Regions from separate parts of the Homo sapiens genome. Here region 1 is linked to region 2. Evidence: chromatin loops called from intact Hi-C (ENCODE). Cell type or tissue: heart left ventricle. All regions are shown on one strand. Links, peaks and the distances in the headings refer to the core of each region. The heading gives the core; the rest is flanking DNA.

Region 1 (5,384 bases), core at 83-5,082, 53 kb before region 2:
GTTTTGTTTTGTTTTTGAGACAGAGTCTCTCTCTCTGTTGCCCAGGCTGGAGTGCAGTGGCATGATCTCGGTTCCTTGTAACCTCTGCCTCCCGGATTCCGGCAATTCTCCTGCCTCAGCCTCCCGAATAGCTGGGATTACAGGCGCCTGCCATCACACTTGGCTAATTTTTGTGTTTTTAGTAGAGACGGGGTTTTGCCATGTTGTCCAGGCTGGTCTCAAACTCCTGACCTCAGGTGATTCACCCGCCTCAACTTCCCAAAGTGTTGGGATTACAGGTTTGAGCCACCACGCCCAGCCTGAATGTGTTTTAATGAAGACTTCTTCTAACGGTTCAACCCAAAGGGAAGGGTGAGGGTGCAATTTAAGGCAGATATCAAAGTCCCTTTAGGGCTTCCCTGGTCACATTTGTTTCTCATACCTCAGGTCCAATCCATAGAAAACCTCATAGGCTTTACCTCCAGCATCCAGATTTATATAACTTCTCATGGTCCTTGATCCATGCTCCCTCTTGGTCCAGTCCACTGTCTTTTCCTGGTTATTGCAGTAGGCTCCTAACTGGTCTCCTTGCTTAGACCTCGCCTTCTACCAGCCAGAGCAATCGTTTCATATGTCGGTTAGCTCAATCCACTCTACTAGTTTCTCATCTCAGAGTCAGAAGCAAGTCCATGGGGTAGCCTGTGAGACCCTCCCTAGTCTGGCCCCTGCTCTGCTGTCTTGCTCTTTCTGATCTCATCTCCTGCTCCTCTCCTGATACTCACTCTGCATCAGCCCACTGGCCTCTCTGTGGTTCCTGAGTACTCCAAACAAGCCCCAGCATCAGAGTGTTCTTATTACCTCTACCTGGAATGTTCTTTCCCAGATATCAGAGTCTTGCTGTCTCACTTCTTTCAGTTCCCTGCCCAGGTGTCCCCTTATCAAAGAAGTCCTACTGACCATACTTTATAACATGCAAACGCCTGCACCTTGCAAGTCAGATCCTTCTTACCCCACTCATTTTTATGTATAGCATGTATCAACACCTAACCTAGGATACATCTGCTTAGTGAAAACAGAGACTTTGTGTGGCTATGATATTTCCAGTGCCTTAAAAGAGTGCCCAGTGCAGAGAAATGCTGAAACACTTGTTGACTAAATAAACATCACTTTGGCAATTGCCCTCTCATGCCTCTGAGTACGTTCTGATTGTCTGATTCTGTGATACCAAGTTCTAGAACAGAGAGCAGCAGCCTAAGTGCTGTGGGTGCGAGGGGAAGCAGTAGAAAACATCCACTTTCTTCCTCCATCCTTGCCCATACCCTCCTGGCTTCTGAAGAGGCTTCCATAGGAGGGCCGCCTGGCTTCTTGGCCTCAGAGTCCGCTCTCCAGCACTGTCCTACCCAGAAAGCCTTACTCATCGCTCTCCCCGAATCTTCCCTCCACTCCATTCAGGTTACTCCTTCTTACTGTGCCTTATTCCCCTCTAGTATCCTCCAGCACCAAACAGCATCTCACGAATGGCAGACACCCGAAAACATCAGGCCACTGGTTTATCTAGGTCTGCGTTTTTTCTCGTTTATCCAACTGAGAAATCTTCTTTATAACTACCACACAATTAACACCTCTAATAAAAATAAGTTAGTCAGATTTCCCTGTTAAGCAGAGGGTTTTGGTCTATTTTGTTCACTACCACACCTGAAATGTATAATAGGCACTGCAGTATTTAAATGGATGAATGAATGGGTTGTATTTGGAAAGTTATTTTTGGAAGTCAGCACCACAAAAAATATTATAAATGCTGATTGTGATCTTGAGCTCATAAAAGAAAACCTACTTGACTCACAATGTGGCAGAGACGTACGATAGCTCTAATGTTTATGAGTGCTGTAGAGCTAACACCTTTAGAGCTCTAACTTGGCCTAGGCTATCTTTGAACCTGACTCTATTGCCTCAGAAGGGTCTGAAATCCCACCTCTCCTCCCCTTCTTGAACAGGCAATGAAGGTCACGTAGTTCACACTCACAGAGTTGGATGGACTCTTTTGACTAGGAACCGTACTATTTTCTAGCTAGTTCTTCATGCATAAAATGGGAGATAATTATAACTACTGTACAGGATCATGATGAACATGTAATAATAATGGAGAAAGTGTTACACAGTGCTTGGCCGTTAGCAGCTGTTTTATGGACAGTGGTGGTCTTTCCACTGTCATCAAGCCACTGTTGTTGGCAACCAAATCAAGAGTTCCCAAGACAGAGGGGAAGGCCCCTGACAGTTGATTGGGTCAAAGGGCTACCAAGCAGAAGTTGGTCCTCAACAGTGTCATCTCCCCAGGCCTCCCAGACCCTCCGTCCACACTCCTGGCTCTCCCTCACTCTCCCTCCCTCTCTCTCATTCGCTCTTTAGGGTTGACTCTGCGGCATTCTTCATTTTTGCTGTGGTCTCCTGCGGAGTGGAAAAGTTGTGTTACAGTCTTACTTCTGGTCAGTGCACCACCCTTCTGAGAGTTTTTACTGGATAGTTTTTACTGCTATTGAGGAGACTTAAAGAAACACTTATATATTCTCTTTTGAGTAAACACTAGGGAAAATTAGTCACATGAAAATCAGATTTTATGCTATCCTGTAGGTCTGGAGGATTGTATCACCTCTCTGAAATTAGAGCTGTATTCCTAAAAACCTCCGAATGAATGACCGAATTACCCTTTAGATTCATATCCAGGTGAAATTGTTGTCAGGCACATTGGGCTCCTTAATAAAATTTCAAGGTCACAAGTAGTCATCAGTAACACATTGGCAAATCATTTCTCTAAATCAGTTTAGATAGAAGGTTTGTTTTTCCTCTCTGGCATTCATCTGATGCTTAGAAATGCCTTTGCGACTTCATGGTTTGAAGAAGTTGCTCTGTACTTCCAGGACCACACCTTGGTCTGAGGCAGATTATCCGGTATTTGAGATGAATAAAGCTCTGGATAACCTATAACCTCAGCAGAGCTCAGTCCCCCTCCATAGCACAGAGGGATTCAAAGCATTAGACCAACTCTGATAACTTTCTACTGGAATGTACACCATTGAGCTTTCTTCTCTGATATGTCTGTGGCCCTACCCTCAAATGCACCCCAAAGCCAGAGTTCTCTGTTAACTCTCCCTTGGCCTTCTTTACTCCTCCAAAAGCTGGCACCTGGTTTATTTCTCATTTTCCTGCATTGCAGCCCCTTCATCTTTCTAAATCTCCCGAATATAAATCTTATATATTGATTTAAATTCTCATAACAGAAAATACTATACAGATATAAAATCACATAGGCTAGAATTTCCTGTGAGAAGAATCAGACTGAGGAGGGATTTCAGTGGCCGAGTCTACTAGAAAGAGTAGAATGGAAATTCTACCGAGGAATAAGCAGACCGGATATGAGGACAACGAGGGCAATGGAGAGGGGAGGAGGTGGTTAGGAAGCTTTACCTATGGTTCCCATTGGCCTCCTGCCTTGCAGTTTTCTGTTGTACCAAGAAGTAGCAGATGCTGGATTGATTGGTACAGTGGTGATGATAGCTTATCACCACTAGTCCAGGTGATGACTGAGCACTCACTAGTCCAGGTGATGTTCCAGAGGCTTGTCATATGTTTACTAATTTCATGCTCACAAGAACTTTGAATATATGCAGTTATTTCCACTTCACAGATGAGGAAACTGAGGCAAGCAAAAGATGAGGTAACTTGTCCAAAGACACCCAGCTAATCAATGGCAGTGTTGGGATCAGTGCCCAACAGACTGGCCCCAGATCTGAAGCTCATAGTATGCTTGGTGTTATGAGCTAGGACTGCAAGTGAGAAAAAAAACAAACAGTGGTTGAGAAGAGAAATTCACTTTTTTGCCCCACAGATCTTAGTCACTCCAAGGCTAGTGTAGGTGGCTCTCTGCAATTAGAGACCAAGTTCTCTTATCTTATTGCCCTGAGACATGCCATCTTTGTTATAGGCAGCTACATACCTAGTTAAAATTGAGGATGGTATTGTTGTAGAAGGAAAGAGTAGCTGGCAGACCACTCACTTGGGAAGAGAAAAGGAAGGTACCATTAGAAGATGTGGCAGTTGGGAGGGAGGCAAGGATGCCTTTGGCCAGCATTGCTGAACTGTACTGCTCATGTGCCTTGCAAAGCTGGGGCTCATGTTGGCTATTAAAGTACTTGATCAACTATTGAGGTGTCTTCTCTAGAGAAAAAAAGCCATATTTAAAATGTTCAACTTTTGGTGGGATGCCCCACTTAAGTACAAATAAATACTAGAGCTAGTATTTAATTAACAACTAGGCATTTCCAATGAAGATTTCATTTGGCAAGGGTTGTTTACTGAAAAATTCAGAAGCATTCTCTTCTGGAGAGGAAACGTCTAAAGATGTGAGTCTTCTTGGGTTATCAATCTTTCATGGTGACATCAGGAAACCCTGAAAAGTAATATGCACTACTTGCCTGCTTCAGCTTACTGTCTTGTAAGAACACGTTCATCTCACAAAGAGGTGTACTAATCAGACTCCTGTTTGAAAGACTGAATTTGTTAAAGAAATGATTGAGGTTGCAGTATTCTCAATCTATAAAAATCACTGGTAAATGTTGAAGTTCTAGAATTATGACCTCAATTGAGGGAGATGTGATTTAAATATCAAGAAGATTAAAAAGAAAATCAAGAACTTGGAATATAATGATTTTTACCAACATTAAGAATTTGAAGAAGTGCAATTAATGTAAGTTGTATATTTTCAGATATTTAAATTCTGTGAATTTTCTTGCATTGCATATTCCCAGAGAATTACAGGAAATCCTTTGTAACAGGGTATCCTGAGTTTGGAGGGTTTGTTAAGTTAAAAAAACACTCATTTGGTGGTATGCTTCTGGTGAAGATTATAGAATCCATTATGCTTCACTGAGTTTGAAGAATAACAATCACTTTAATCACACTTGTTTTCATGGTGGCCCAGAGAAGAATTAAGAGACTTCCTTTTTAAAAAGTTTTTGCTAAGACAGCGCTTTTATCCTCCAGTTGAGTCAACGGAATTGTTGTTTCTATTGGAATTTCAAAATCAAACTTGATGCCCTAGTGAAATTTAAAAGTAAATTGATGAGAAGTAATTAACCAGTTAATTACGAGTGTGGCAGAATCCACTTGTACTTTTAAATGTTTTTAATGACCTCAAAAGTCTGGAGGCTTTTAGAAGAAGACTGTTAATGTCATGAACCTTTGGAAGTAGAGACCTCCAAATCTCCTTGTCTCTGTTTCCCATAGAACTCAGTAAGGTTTGGGGCTAATTTGAAGGTGTTTATCTCTTTCCGGCTGCCGAAGAAAGTTGAGAACAGTGATCCTGATGGTGAGCGGTGAATACAGCTGCCAACTGCTCTAAGTCAGCTTGT
Region 2 (5,384 bases), core at 226-5,225:
CCAGGAGGCGGAGGTTGCAGTGATCCAAGATCGTACCACTGCACTCTAGCCTGGGCAACAGAGCAAGACTCCATCTCAAAAAATAAAAATAAAAATAAAAATAAAAATAAAAATATTAATATGAAGGCTGAGCAGGGGGACTTTTTTTTTTTCAGTTTCTTTACTGCATCAGCACAGGTTCTTGGGGAAATGCTCTGGTTTCTGTCAACTATAGAATCAGTGGTAAAATTCCCAGCTGCTTCTGGCATTTGTCCCTTTATTCCCTATGATTTGGCCAACCAGGGGAGTTGGTTGGGGTAGCATGGGAAGCCCACAGGAGCTCAGTCATAAGGGGAAGGCACAGTTAAGGCTAAAGGAATCCATAATGTATAAACTTGGCCTCACTGAGCCATCTGCCCATGATGGGGTGGGGCCTTGCCTCCATCTCTCCTGTGTAATGGTTATCCTGTAGGTGGTCTGATGTCCCCCTCATGTCTTTCCACGTTGGAAATGCTCTCGTTTAGACAACAATTTCCTGTTAAAAAACAAAAGCATAGCAACAGAAATATGTGGTTTCTTCTGAGTCCTTCCTCTACCCTGGCAGTACTCTGGATGAAAAGAGTCAAGTTCTATAAATATAATGCAGCTTCCTGGACAAAATGTATTAAAAGGGTCAGATGTTCCACTTTCTGCAATCCAATGGAGTTGTGGTTGTCTGAAGTCAACTGATGCATTCAGGTTGGAATGGCGCCCAGGGAAGAGAGTTTAGGAACAAGCATAAACTTGGCCTTCCTCTCATTACACTGAGTTCGCCACAGGATAACACTGTCTCCCACCCTCAAGGGTTTCCATGGTCTGACCAGCTGCAGCTCCTGTCACTTCCCCATCCCACACTCCCTCTGCTTCGGCTGTGTTGGTCCGTTCATTGCTAACTTGCGTCTGTTTGCCAGCTTGCTCCATCTTCTCTGCTTGGGGCAGGATCAGATAACCAATGAGCCCAGTGTCTCTACCACTCCCTTTGCTCACCTCTGCAGTACCTAGGTGTTCATTGCAGACACAGAAAAGACCTACTCCTAAGTATCTCATGTTATTGATGAGAAAATTGCAGTCTGGAGAGAGCTGGCAATACCATCAAACGTGCACAGCAAGTTCATGTCAGAGACTGAGCTGGAATCAAGATATCTTGCCTTCTAGCTTCATACAGTTGCCATCATACCAGCTGCATTGATAATTTTTTTTTTTTTTTTGAGATGGAGTCTCACTCTGTCGCCCAGGCTGGAGTGCAGTGGCGCAATCTCGGCTCACTGCAATCTCCGCCTCCCGGGTTCACACCATTCTCCTGCCTCAGCCTCCCAAGTAGCTGGGACTACAGGTGCCCACCACCACACCCGGCTAATTTTTTTATATTTTAGTATATGGAGTTTCACCGCGTTAGCCAGGATGGTCTCGATCTCCTGACCTCGTGATCCACCCAACTCGGCCTCCCAAAGTGCTGGGATTACAGGCGTGAGCCACTGCGCCCAGCCTGATAAGATTTTTAAATTTTCTCCAAAAGGGGGTGTGTGTGTGTTTGTGTGTGTGTGTACAATGCTTAGGGATGCCAAGCTATTTAAATCATATAGCATGAAAACTGGGCCTGTCTAAACATATATTAGGGTTGGGTCTGCATCACCTTTAGTTAGCTAACTACTAATATTTCAAGTTTTTAGCATCCCTAAAATGTTTGCTCACCAGTCTTTTTAAATATTATATTGCTGCGGACATAATTTTTTTAAAAAGAGTTTCTACATATGATTTTGTGAATACTTAGCCTTTGACTAAGGATTGACTCTGAAAAGGCTGTTTCTATTATCTGTTCAGCCAAGTCTTGTGTTTTCAACATATATGTACTAAACAGCATTATGTTGTCTTAATATGACACTAAAATGGGGTTCAAGGCAGAACATACTTCTGTTTGTTACAATTTAGGATCATAAGGTATCTTGGAAAATAGTAGTCTGAAGTACAGAATCCAAGGACAGCCTCCTGTGGTTTATTACTTTTATTTATAGCAGTCTACTTTTTCCTATTTGCAACAGATTTGGCTAAACAATGTTTTATTAATTCAAGCAGGAATATTTTCCTGCATTGAATTTGCATTAAAATTGCCTAGGAAATAATATTACCCGGTTTTCCTCACACACCCTCTATGCTGCTAGAGAACTTTTAGAAAAGCTGAATTCAGAAGTCTGCAAATAAATGAAACTGTGAAAAGTAGAGGTGACTCTCCTTTAGAACTACAAGGGATAGTGAATCCATCAGCAGTCACAAGTAAAAATACTGTCTTCTTGTGGTAGAGTGCTACTTATTCCTTTAAAAGCTTTTCCAGCCCATCAGCAGGTATTAAAATGTTCAAGGCCTCTTGTCTTTTTGTAAGATGTGTGTATAAAAAAGAATTCAGAGCAGAAGGTTTGAAGATTATCTTGTATACAAGGGCGGCTAAAATACGTGCAATAGGTCTTTCCAGGAATATGAAAGTGAAGATTGATGCCGAAAGTCTCATTGCTGTTTTTCTAAACTGGTTGCTGTTGGCTGTGAAAGCTTTCTTTGAATTAGTGAAGGTTTCATGTGCCCACACATAGCCTGAAGTGAGAAACTCACTGTTGCTTGTGCTTGCCAAAAGCAGACATAAAGCATTGGCTGCCCTACCTGTAACTTCTGCTAAAAACAGAACACAAAATTATCATGGGAGCCTTCAACAGCTAGAACACCATCTAAACAAAGTAAAAAGTGATTGGATTCTTTATGGCTCCCTCAAAGATTTTTCAACTCCCTGTAGTCCAGTTCCAAAAAAAGGAATGATGGTTTTCTTGGAGAGCCAACAGTTCCCTTTGTAAGTTTCTGGAATTTTTGTACATGATATTTTGAGTTCTTCTACAATAAAATTTAATGGTCCATTTGAGAAAGTGTACTCATATTAAATGTAGTGTCTATTATTGGGTAGTCTGAGACAATTCCTGAGTGCTCAACTCTCCTTTGATCTGTCGAAACATAGTGGTTGCCATGGAGTCTTGCTGGCCGATGACCAAGTAGGAGTTCCACATTCCACTCAGCTGGGCGCAGTGTTCCTAATCAGGCCGGACCTGAAACTCTAGCACAAAGGACTTTAAAACCGGAATGCTTTATGTGTAATCACTGAAAATAAGTTGATTATTTGTAGGGCAGAGTATGGTAAAGGTTAAAAATTTCATGTTTCACTTATTTAAATTTTGATTTGTTTCTGGAAAAATATTTTAGTCTTCTGATGATATGAAATGTAAAATTCTCTCTAGTCCCCCTGCTTTGTACAAAGTAATACAAAACAAGATTTGTCTTATTTGACCTTAAATATAAATAAAATGGCAGCTGAATTATTGTGAGCAATGTAGCTCAAGTATCTGGCCGTCATCTTTGCATTTTATTGCAGTGATGACTCCATGCCATTGTTAATCTGGATTTATTTTTAAACAGTTTAACTAGGGCCTTTTTTTGCAGGCTTTTCTTTGTTTCTCCCCTACTTAGTTCTGAGGAAAGCCTAAAATAAGATCCCTGTAAACACTGATGTTCATTTTTTAACTCAAACATTTGCACAGCCCCACTGTGGGTTCAGGAAAGACAAAAGGAGGCTCCTGACTTAGATCTAGCCCTCAAATAGAGAGGGGAGAAAGCCTTGAAGACACATCACTGTAGATAGCTGGGATGTGTTTTTGCTGTACAGAATGAGTAGGAGTGAGGAGAAAAGATGACTTTTGCCTGGATAGATGGGGGGTTGAAGAGGCTTCTGAGATGGTTTTTGATTGCCTACCGAGGTCATTCTCTGACCTAGTTTGATGTCTAACTCCCTTATAATTGCATCAGCTTGAACCCATAAGGCTTCAGTCTGTGGGGAGAATTAACCCTTTAGCTAATGGATAAAATAACGCGACGTTCTTTGGGGTTAAATTTTTGCCTAAATTACTTTTAATACCTTACTCGATGTCAAAGTTACTGGAACTGTGTATTTAGTCCTTTCGGCATCATCCTATGCTGTGTAAAGAATTATTCTTTTTTTTTTTTTTTTTTTGAGATGGGAGTTTTGCTCTTGTTGCCCAGGCTGGAGTGCAGTTGCGCGATCATGCCTCACTGCAACCTCCACCTCCCAGGTTCAAACGTTTCTCCTGCCTCAGCCTCCCGAGTAGCTGGGATTACAGGCGCCTGCCACCACGCCCAGCTAATTTTTTGTATTTTTAGTAGAGACAGGGTTTCACTATGTTGGCCAGACTGGTCTCGAACTCCTGACCTCAGGCGATCCACCCACCTCGGCCTCCCACAGTGCTGGGATTACAGGCGTGAGCCACCATGCCTGGCCAAGAATGATTTCTTAAACTTCAATCAGGTCCTTACCAAAAATGCTCTTCATGTGGACATTGCCATAACCCAGATTTTGATCCTAAAATGTATTTCTAATTTCCTTTTCAAACCATTCCTGGGATAACTAAGGGATTTTTGTGTTTAAAGAAAACAGTGGCTTTATTAATTTTTACCCTTGGTCCTCAATGAGATAATTGTTTATTTTTCTTCATAAGCCCCATGGATTTTGATAGAAGAAAAATATTGATTATACAGTATTTTCACATATGTTTATGTTTTCAAAGTAAATAAACAATGAGGAATCAATTTTCAAAAATCAGTAACATTGTGGGTTTTTTTCTAATAAAAAATCAACTTACACAGGTTTTTCTTTTCATAGCCTTCCACTGACCTTTATTTCATTGACTTTATAAGGAATATGTTCTATTTTGTTCATATTTGTTCATATTTTTAAAGCCATGTATAAGATAAACGTTGCGTTTGTAATAAAGAGTAAACCTAAGAACAAGGCACAGAGATGGAAGGCTAACCCAGAAGGACAACATCGAAGCCCTGAGCAGGGCAGCCACCTACGCTACACAGCCGCAGCATGCGCTACCAGTACCAGTCACAAATCTGAGCATGGGCGCCCCCTGGAGTTGTACCAACATGTCAGTCCTAGAACTAAGGGTAATAAAAAATGCTTTTGCATTCTTGTGCTCATTCAGCAAAACTTTGGAGTTCCCTATTTATCCTGGGAAGAGTGGGGAAACCCTGGGCCACATGAGCATACATAGATAGCTAAAGGGTCTGTTGGTTGTTGACCCCACATAGTCCATTTGGCTGAGGGAAATGACATAATGTTAACGCTTATGTTGCTTCTTTTTCTGTGTTATTTTATTATTGTTGTTGTTGTTATATGAGTAAGTTCTTTAGTGGTACCCATCACCCATGAATATACTGCACCATATTTATAGGCTTTTATCCCTTGCCCCCCCCTCCCATTCTTTCCCCCAAGTCTCCAAAGTCCATTGTATCATTCTTATGCCTTTGCGTCC

What was found. A loop is a pair of places that touch in the nucleus more often than their neighbours do. Peaks named below come from ENCODE experiments on the same cell type or tissue, not always from the same donor. Only the 100,000 strongest peaks of a DNase experiment are listed, where the experiment ranks them.
Region 1: a loop joins it to region 2, with 1.8 times the contacts of the local background. A loop is called at or near these places in 13 of 110 quality-filtered maps.

What each region holds. Positions count from the first base shown.
Region 1 is chr6:150,612,333-150,617,716 of GRCh38, forward strand. All of the region lies in intron 1 of PLEKHG1 (pleckstrin homology and RhoGEF domain containing G1), which reads left to right. Among named protein-coding and RNA genes, the nearest start is that of PLEKHG1, 15 kb to the left of the region's middle. In heart left ventricle, for the core only: no CTCF peak of the experiment used is centred there; no DNase peak of the experiment used is centred there; H3K27ac peaks cover 386 bases.
Region 2 is chr6:150,665,553-150,670,936 of GRCh38, forward strand. All of the region lies in intron 2 of PLEKHG1 (pleckstrin homology and RhoGEF domain containing G1), which reads left to right. Among named protein-coding and RNA genes, the nearest start is that of PLEKHG1, 68 kb to the left of the region's middle. In heart left ventricle, for the core only: a CTCF peak has its summit at 3,078; a DNase peak (open chromatin) is centred at 3,049; H3K27ac peaks cover 2,047 bases.